Regions from separate parts of the Mus musculus genome. Here region 1 is linked to region 2. The links are chromatin loops, found by intact Hi-C in ENCODE. Cell type or tissue: left cerebral cortex. All regions are shown on one strand.

Region 1 (5,000 bases), 120 kb after region 2:
CTACAATTACTACATTTCAAGTTTAGAACACATTATTATTAGCTCTCCTCCTCCTCCTTATCCTTCACAGCGTGGCTCCACGCCCCTAGACCACCATCTTCCTGTCCCATCTTGGATCCTGCACTTCATGCCATGGTTTTGCTTTCTTTTTCTGTGCAATTGATTTTCCATTCACTTGTGGTACGATTTCATATACAAGTGAGATGCTCTTCTAATTTTCCTATGCCTGGCCTATTTCACACAGCAAAATGTTACTCCAGTTTCACACATGTTGGAGATTAGAGGAACCTTAGTGGCAAAAAGTTTAAGATCGGATACTTTCCTCTTGAGCATATCACAGTTTCTCCACCAATTCATTCATCAGTGAATACTTAAACGTTTCTATGTTTTAGTTGTGAAATCATACAAATCAAGAGGTGGGGCAGGGGTGAGGTGTTGCTCTCATCTCCGTATTCCACAGTGGAACTAGTTTTGTGAGGGATTTATGTATGGTTTTCCTTAGTACCTAGGCCAATGTGCACCCCTGCCCCACAGTGTGCTCTCTTATCTGCATTCTCTCATCAGTGCTTGCTAACTCTTTATAGTTGCCATCTCAACAATTGCAAGGCACTGTTTCATTATAGCCTTGATTTAGATGCTCTGATGTTTAGTGGTGTTGAGTCTTTCTCATTTTTTTCTGGCTATTTTTATGACTCCTTAAGAATATATTTTGATGTCAGTTTTACTCTAACTCTACTTTTTATTGATGACAGTTTGGAGAGAAGGAAATTAGACAAAGTTTTCTTTATGAATCAATATTCATCAATCAATCAATCATCTATCATTCTGTCTGTCTATCATTCATTACATGCTCATGGTGAAAGGGAAAAAGGAAAGGGTTTTAGGTAAGAGGAACAGTTATAGCTATTATTTGTGCAAAGAAAAAAAATAAATGGTGGTTGTTCCTTATCTGTCGAAGTTTCTCACATCTGGCTCATTTGAATAGAAGATCTAGTTCAGCCTGTTAGGAGACTCAGAGGACGGCTGAGGTAAAGTGAGACCTGAGGGGCTTTCATTGTTGCTCCTGAAAGATAAATACGAGTTCTAACTCGTATCTTATGATGTGTATGGCACAGGAACTGATGGATGACTCATTTCTTGTTAGAAGATGAACAGACTTATTAACAATTCGCTTTCACCCGTGTGTGTGTATATGTGTGTGTGTCTGTGTGTTCTACCTGGGTAATGACTTCCTTTGAGTCATGTGTTGAATAATAGCATCTTTTTTTTTTCAAAGATCTCACTTTAAAATTGTTTCTTCCCATTTCCTTGTTTCGTCTTCATTTTCAGGATATGGTCAAAGTGTGACAGAAGTACAAATGAGCCCTCAACATTGCTTGGTAGGGATTCTGGGTGTTAGAAGACAAACCAGAACAATGCAGAAAGGTTATTTTGAAGAATCCTGTGCAGAAAAGTAATATTGATAGAATTTGAATTCTTTAAATATGTGGTTGTTAACACGAAATACATGCACATACAGCCATATAACCAGACCTAAAACATCGCAATAATTCTGTATACTTCTGTATCTTGCTTCCTTATAAAATTTTAATTTCTTTTTCTTATATTCATGCTCTCTCTCTTTCTCTCCCCCTCCCTCCCCCCCCCCCCGGTTTTTATAGTCTCCTCAATGGTTTTTTTTTTTTTTTGGAGATTAAATCAGAAGTGAACCCTGCGTTCTGGAATGTGAACTCAGTTTCAGGGCATATGTCCTCTGTTAAGGGCATGCCCTCATGAAGGACAGATGAGAAGGCAATCTAGTAGCTGGCATCTGTACTAACCCACTGGGTGGTTTCTGCTGTGTGCACTTCTGCATGCCTTCTTTTTGGGACAACGTGTGCTTCCACATCTTCTGAAAGCATTTTTAGATTATATCAGTGATATACCTGCCAGGTGTATCTCGTCCTTGTCTGTGCCTCTTCCCACCTTTTTTGAGGTATTAGCTGTCAACAGAACATCAGGGGAAGTGTCAATTTGTGAAAACCCTTAAGTGGGTATTACTTAGATTGTGGCTTTCATGTCCAGAAGGGGTGGAAAAACTCTAAACAAAAGAATTGAAAAGACTCTGGGAAGGATTAGTTTTTTAAAAAACCAAAATGCTTAGCTAAGTTTTTATTGGTGGTAGGTTTTTGGTTTGTTTCTATTTTTGCCTGGGCAAAGGAGTGCATGACTTCTTTTTAAATGGTCTAAATGGATAATATTGTTATTTATTAAGATTAAAGCCATTAAGATTTTGAAATCTTAGTATATACTAAGTCCAATTTTCCAACAAGAACTAAAGGTCCATCTGATGCATATGTACAAGGTATCTCATTAATAACATCAACAGTGGCCTCAGTATTATTAATAATTCTGTTGATACTTGTCCCTCTTGTGGGCTCAGTAGAGTCTGTATGCTTGTTAGATGCACTCACAGGGTAATCTAACTGCTGCTGGATAACTAACTTGGTATTCTGAGTACTAATTACGGCTTATTGTCAGCTCACGTCATGTGTGGGCTTGGCAGACATCAGCTCCAAGCACCTAGAAGGCACTTCCTTCTCCAGGGTAACTTCAGGGAAACAAGGATTCTGTTGCAACCAGCTGGGCTTGGAACAACCTGTCTTCTTTTGGCATTGCAAATATGTGAAGACTGACTGGCCCAGGCAAGTTTCCTCTATTCTTGGATTGGTCTTGCTTTTCTTCCCTTCTTTTTAGACTATCTCCAAATTTAGCAATGGGATACAGTACAACCAAGGCTTTCACATGCACAGTGTCACCAAGAGGATTGCAGGATGTCTAATTGGTCTGCCTTGGCAAATCTGATGCAATCTCCCCTTGGTCTGTACTTAGGAATCTGGGTGGGATGTACAGCGAAGCCTGCCAAGGCAATCTCCTCCCCAGCAAGGCTTGCTGCTGTATGCGGGTCTGAGACCCAGATTCGGGCCAATTAGAAATGGAAAACTCCTAATGAGTGTTCTGGGAGTCTAAGGGAACCAAAGCTACTTTGTTATATCTGAATAGGGCTCCAGAGACACCAAGGGTCAAACTGAAGGGTCAGAGATAGAAAACTCCTTTTGCTTGTCTGCCAAGCTATTCTTGTCAAAGGAGGTGTAGAGAAGACCCATGATTCATTGCCAGACTGTGTCCCCAAGCCTCTGTCCCATGCCCTGCCCCCGTGGTAATGCTGGCTCCAAACAAGCAGTGAAATTCTCCCTATTGTAGAATTTTAAAGGGAAAAGGAGAATTTGGGGCATTTGGAAAAACTAGGACTGGGTAGAATACTTGTGCTTCTGTGTGAACAACATTTACACGCTTTTGCTAATTTTCATACAAAGTTTTAAATCACTTACGTGATGGAGAATTAACTGGGGTTGTTTGCTATACATAAAGCACACCACAATATTTTTATTTATTTTTTCTGATTATCAATTCATATTTACTTAAAAAAAAGACCTAATGCTACAGGGATGTGTGACTGTACACAGGACTGATCATAACTCTTGGGGTGACTTTTGATATAAACTCATTTCTTATGGGCTGAAAAAATGGCTTAGTTGTTAAGAGCACTAATACTCTCCCAGAGGACCTGTATTCAACCCCCAGGACCCATGTAATGGCTGCCAACCAACTATAAAGCCAGTTCTGGGGGACCCAGCATCCACTTCTGGCTTCTGAGGTTACTAAATGCACATGGTGCTTAGACACACATACATACATGCAAGCAAATCTCCCATATACATTAAAAAAATCTAAAAACCCAAATTCATTTTATTCAGTTCAGCTCTCCACCACACACAAATTATCTGTCTATCTATCTATCTATCTATCTATCTATCTATCTATCTATCTATCATCTATCTATCTATCTATCTATCTGCTGTTTTATAAGAATTAAATCTTGATATACAAAAATTGTTATTCCATTAAACAGCATACAAGGTATTACAAAGATACCTTGTTCAGTTTCTAAGATTAACTTTTTAAAGTATAAATTATAGAAAGAATGCAAGTAACACACTTGAATTAAAAATAAGATTTTCTGCTCTGGTCTCCTGGCCCCCAGCTCTGATTTTTTGAACTCTTTATAAAGCCCATAGAAGAATGCTTGTATTTGTGTATTTTATTTTACACAAATGAAATTATACTGTATAATCATATATCTTGGGTTTACATTGGTTCAATGATTTTTTTTTTCAGTTAACACCAAAAATGTTGAACTTGAACATAGGTTAGTCCACTCCTGGAGGGGTGAAACCACATGTCTACTGCTCACATTGTGATAGGAACTTTGTCTAACATCTTATGAGAGCTAAACACATGGAAGTCTGGAGCATCTTCTGCTTCAGTCAGAAAGCCCTGACAGGAGCACCATCTTTCGACCACAGCACATTGTCTTCAGTGCCCTCGATGCCATGCGCCTTCCATAGGTGTCAGCCTTGAAAGAGCTTTGTCTGTCGCTCTGGGGACCTGTTTGAATGATACAGGAGTACATACATGACCCAGAAGGTTAGCAGACCTTTCTATTGCTTATTTTTTTTCCTAGTGCTCAGCAGTCAACAAAATACACTCACTCTTCTTGGGGCGAATAAATAAATAAATAAATAAATCTGACCTTGATAATAACAGAAAGTAGATTTTAGTCATCAGTTAAGGGTTTTTGTTGTTGTTGTTTGTTTGTTTGTTTGTTTGTTTTTTGTTTTTTGAGACAGGGTTTCTCTGTGTAGCTTTGGCTGTCTTGGAACTCACTTGGACCAGGCTGGACTTAAACTCAAAGAAATCCTCTTGGTTTTGCCTCCCAAGTATTGGAATTAAAGTCATGCACCACTGTTGCCTGGCTAATAAAGATTTTTAAAATAAATGTGCTAAGATGCTTAGTGGCTTCTTTAAAGATGAATGTAGAGATCATTTGTTTCTATGTATAGAAGCTGAAACAGACAAACAGCAATATTCAGTAATATGTAGTTTGAATTCTGATGCGC
Region 2 (5,000 bases):
AATTCAATATTCTTCTCTCTCCATTTCCAGACATACCATCACTATTCTGTATACACAGACAGACAGACAGACAGACAGACAGACAGACAGACACACACACACACACACACACACACACACACACACACACACACCTCTGCAACAGAGTCTACTTAAAGTAGACACTCAGATACAACGTTATTTTTCTCTGGTTTATATTATCTAGCAGGAAAGACTGACTAGGAACAAGAGGGTGATGATTTTTATGGTTCTGATAAAAATGAGACAGATGCCGAAAGCCTTGCATAGCTCAGATTTTATGAACATCTCTACAGCCATCATAAATCTATGGACAATCCACAATGAACATTAAATTGTGTACCTTGAATGTTGAGCATTAAATAAGAGATCAGGGTGACACTGCTTGTGTGTGTGTGTGTGTGTGTGACTAGACTAGATTCAAAGCTATAAGAGACTAGTTTGGTATTTTTGTACTAAAATTATTCTAAAGCACAATATTGCAAATCTAAATATGAATACATTAACTTCAGGGATATGTGAAAGTATTCAGAGTGTTTGTGGTATAGCTGTATGAGTCAGGCCTTGCCCTGATGTTAATATTTTAATTTCAATTTAAATATTTCTTTTCATCATAAATTCATTTTGGAACAGAGTCAGTTCTTCACAGTGATGCAGAGGGATTTTTTTTTTTCTTTCTTGTATTTATGAACCATGTTCTTCAAAGTTCATCGAGAAAGCTTTTGTCTTGAGAGCTGAGGTCCTTTCTGGAGGTTTCTGTGCAAACACACCAGTACTAGGGCTGAGGTCGGATGCCTGGAGGAGAGTCAAATAGAGGCCTTTTCAAGATCTCTAGTCCACCCTTCCCAAGAGAAACTTGTTTCTCATCTGTAAACCTCTCCTGGTCAGGCTGTGCGAAGAAATACTTTAATTTTTTTCCCCATAGCTCTTAATACACGGATATGGATTCTTTTCTGTGTATATGGTGGTAGAAATGGAATCCAGAGCCTTGTGCATGATTAAGCATATACTATACCACAGACCCACACTGTTAGCTTGTGACTATGTCCTTACTGCTGCCTGCTGAGGTCTTTGAAATGAAAAACCTTAAAAATGTTTCTAGGTTTGCAAGGACAGGAAGGGTGGCAGAATGGCTGAGGGTAACAAATCAAGAGAGCTAGTGGGGTTAGCTTGAGATGAGGGTATATAGTGCTGAGAAAGCATGCTTTGAAAGAAACCAGTCACAATGTGTTTTATTTTGTCTTGTTTTTTAAAGGAGGGGGTATATCTCTTTTTCTCCTCTTGTGTCTACATTCTTCTGGGCTAAAAAGTCCGTAGAGTGATTACCAAGATGTAGGAGAGGGGAGAGGGGAGAGGGGAGAGGGGAGAGGGGAGAGGGGAGAGGGGAGAGGGGAGACAGAGTCAGAGAGACAAAGAGACAGAGAGACAGAGATAGAAACACCACACAGGGAGAGACAGATAAAAAGACACACAGAGAGACAGACAGACTCAAAGGGAGGGACATACGGAAGAAGACATGAGAAAGACACACACACGAGAGAGAGAGAGAGAGAGAGAGAGAGAGAGAGAGAGAGAGAGAGAGAGAGAGAGAGAAACTAGATATTCCAACCTGCAGATGTGTGCTGCAGCAGTCTGTCCTGGGGAAATCGAATGGGGTAGAGAGGATGGCTTAGCAGAGATGACTATGGGAAGAGAGATTACAACCTCAGCTAAACCTCGACTCTTGTATTTAATATCTTTGGAGCTGTTTTCACTTATCTGTGTGACTCTCTTTTGTGCTCTTAATTTCTCCTTGAAGTTCTGTATCTAATCATTAGTTGGGCAACCAATAATTCTCCCTCAGCCCCCACCCCTTTTTACAACCAACTTTAATCTTTCGACTCAGTGAAAAACATGTTTCCCCTATCATAACTGGTTTAACAAAAATTCTCTTTCAAGTTTAGATTACTCAGATACAATGGCTTTCCTGCAGCGAGCTCTGCAGAGAGGAATTTACATCAGAAAGGAGATTTATGATAGCCTGAAATTTCCATTTGAATATGGAGAGTTAATAACACGCATATGGTTTTTTTATTATTATTATTTTAAGGTTTAAGCTATGCCATAGGCTAAAGGAAAGCTGGAAACTGCGGGGCTGGCAGAGCTCAATGAATAATTTTATCTGGATTTCATTCACAAACAGCAGCTTGCTCCTCGGGAAAGGACCCGAGTGAGCGGCTCTCTCCCCAGACCGGAACTAAAGTGAGTGCCAGGATTTCCTGATTTGTTTACATTTCTCAAAAAACTTTTTTCTCCCCACCGGACCAGGCCAGAATTAGACTTCCTTTTCCACTTTTGGCTCCTTCCAAGCTATTCTTGCTCAAGGTATTCAGCCCCCTTTCCCTGCATTCTCCTTTGTGGAAGTCTCAGCTGGCTTCTTTGTCTCACAGAAACACCGGAGAGGCAATGAAAGATGTGGGCGGGAAAGTAATGGCCTCAGCGAAAACAATAAGCCCACCGAAGTTGGTTTTTCCTGGACACAGCACAGTTTGCCCATCTTTAAAAAACTACTGAGAGTCTCTCACGATGCCTGGAGGTCATGAGACAGCCATATAAAATATATCCGGTGGCCTTGCTATAGTCCTTCAGCTCTGCAAGGCGGGCCTGAAGATCAACTCTGCACCCTGCTGATGGACCTGTCAGCCAGAGGGGCGTCCTCTGTAGTGGCCAGGCTCCTAGGACACTGGCTGGGACTTCTATTCTGTCCTCTTTGCTGGTCTTGATCATCTCTAATTGTCACAAGCTTATTTGGAGATTTTCAGTGGTGTCTGCGGGGGGGGGGGGGGGTGGGGTGGGGGGTGGTGGTGGTGGTGGTGGTGGTGGTGGTGGTGGTGGTGGTAATAACACCTTTCTAAAGAGAAACACAGGTGTGCTCAGTAGTCAAAATGATATATACAAGTCAATCAGATATCATGGGGACCCAGAAACAAGGAAAACATAGAGGAAAAAAAAAGAGGGGTCCATTGCCAGGTGTCCTCTTCTGGTTAGAAGCATTTCTGATTCTGTTTTCTTTACGCACTTGTTTCTAAGGCTAAAGGCCTTTTTTAGCTTCCCTGGTTATATCACCTTTCTTTTAAAAGTCATCTGTCACCCTAGCCCTAGACAGTATTGGAGCTCATTCTTGCCTGGGTTCCTTAAGGCAGTCAGTACCTTCCTCCTTCCTGATTGTTGTCCTGGAAATCTCACCCAGCTCTTAGCAGAGAGTCAGATAGCCTGAAATTCCCATTTGAATATGGAGAGTTAATAACCTTGCCTTGGGTGTTGCGGTGAAAGGCAGGTTGTTCTAGGGCTGTTAGTGTTATAGCAAAAGAAAAAAAAACTTTTTAAAAAATGTAATATATTTATTTTATGTGTATGAGCACACTGTTGCTCTATTCAGACACACCTGAAGAAGACATTGGATCCCATGTACTGATGGCTGCCAGCCATGTGGTTGCTGGGATTTGAACTCAGGACCGCTGGAAGAGCAGACTGTGCTCTTAACCACTAAGCCATCTCTCCAGCCCCCCCCCCCCGGGGGGCGGGGGGAATCTTGAAATGAAGGAATGGGTCCCTCATTACTGAATGTATGTGATTGACGGAGGTGCCTGATGAGTTCCTTAGCTTCCAGTGCTCCTGGAATTAAACTGTACTGAGGAGAGCACTAGGTGAAACCCACTTATTTTCCTTAGACTCATTGTGTTGGACTGATCTTTCCCCACCTGCTTCAACAGGCCAGGCTCAAAATCAAAATGGAGTTACCAGGGCTAAGATCATCAAACTGAAACTGAAACAAAAATTAAAATGATTACACACTAATTTCCTGAACAGGCAGTTTTAGTTAGCATGAAAAGGTTTAACCCTTTACAGAAAAAAAAAAAAAGCCTAAAATAACCTGAGATTAGCCATCAAACAAACAGACAAAGTTTGTTTCTGCTTTATTCTGTCTATAAAACAAAACTCCTCTGCTTGGAACACTTCCCTTTTATGGAGTGAAGTGTTGTTTGAGTCCAGAATAATAAATAGAGCCAATTAAGAGCGTTACATTGGCAGAGGATGTAGCTTAGTTGGGGAAGGCCTGAGTTCACTGGAATCGGAGCTGGTCTGTGTGCTAGCATTAGAAACGGCTCCGAGTTCTGACAGCATCGCCTTTGCCTTGTAGCTGCTCCTCAGGGATTTGGCCTCTCACATGAAAAGCACCCTGGCTACTCTAAGTGAGGAGATCTGAGTAGCTTCACTTTCTAGGCCCCCATTTCTGTCTCGTTGCTGTCTTAATTCATATAGCCACAAAGTCGTTTTTTTTCAGCGAATAAGATGTAAAAATACATCAGTTTTTACAAACAAAGATTTTTCTTTTAATAATTGCCACACTTTTATTATTTCAAATTTGTACGTGGGTAGGAGCATCCAAAGGCGGTCTAGGGATGGCTCCAGGGTTTTACAAAGGGCACCTTGAACTGGGACACTTGGAGTCTATGGTGCCCACGAGCGCTCAGTAGTCTTCATTGCACACTCCTCTGGTTGGTTCCTCAGGAAGTTGTCAGCACTCCCTCTCGCTGCCTTTTGAGATGCTCAAGGAGGGTCAAGGGGAGTTGCAGACAGTCTCTGTACTCTGGCTCCAGCCAGCCTGAAGAGAGGGGAGAGGCAGCTAGCTGTTTGAGTAGCAAATTTCTATGGGCATACAGGCTTTGTCTAGCCTGTGTTCTCCTTCTCTATTGTGTAGCCTGAATCCCATCGTCGCCTGAAGCAGCGTCTGGGAGAATATGTCATGTGGGAGAACAGGGGTAGTAGTGAGACCAGCACGAGGATTTGGCCTTCCAGACAAATGTCTATGCCCCACCAGGGACCGCTGAATGGAAAGGGTCCGTTTTCAAGGAGGGAAAGTTAAGACACGTAGGAAGCATTCGACTCACCGCTCAAGGCCACTCTGTGATTCACTGCGTGAACAAGATGAGGACACTGAG

What was found. A loop is a pair of places that touch in the nucleus more often than their neighbours do. Peaks named below come from ENCODE experiments on the same cell type or tissue, not always from the same donor. Only the 100,000 strongest peaks of a DNase experiment are listed, where the experiment ranks them.
Region 1: it touches region 2 in a loop (2.4-fold over the local background); 6 of 42 quality-filtered maps call a loop at or near these places.

What each region holds. Positions count from the first base shown.
Region 1 is chr10:44,871,751-44,876,750 of GRCm38, reverse strand. No RefSeq gene overlaps it. Among named protein-coding and RNA genes, the nearest start is that of Gm40638, 69 kb to the left of the region's middle. In left cerebral cortex, no CTCF peak of the experiment used is centred here; DNase peaks (open chromatin) are centred at 2,646 and 2,885; H3K27ac peaks cover 193 bases.
Region 2 is chr10:44,995,060-45,000,059 of GRCm38, reverse strand. No RefSeq gene overlaps it. Among named protein-coding and RNA genes, the nearest start is that of Gm40639, 27 kb to the left of the region's middle. In left cerebral cortex, no CTCF peak of the experiment used is centred here; no DNase peak of the experiment used is centred here.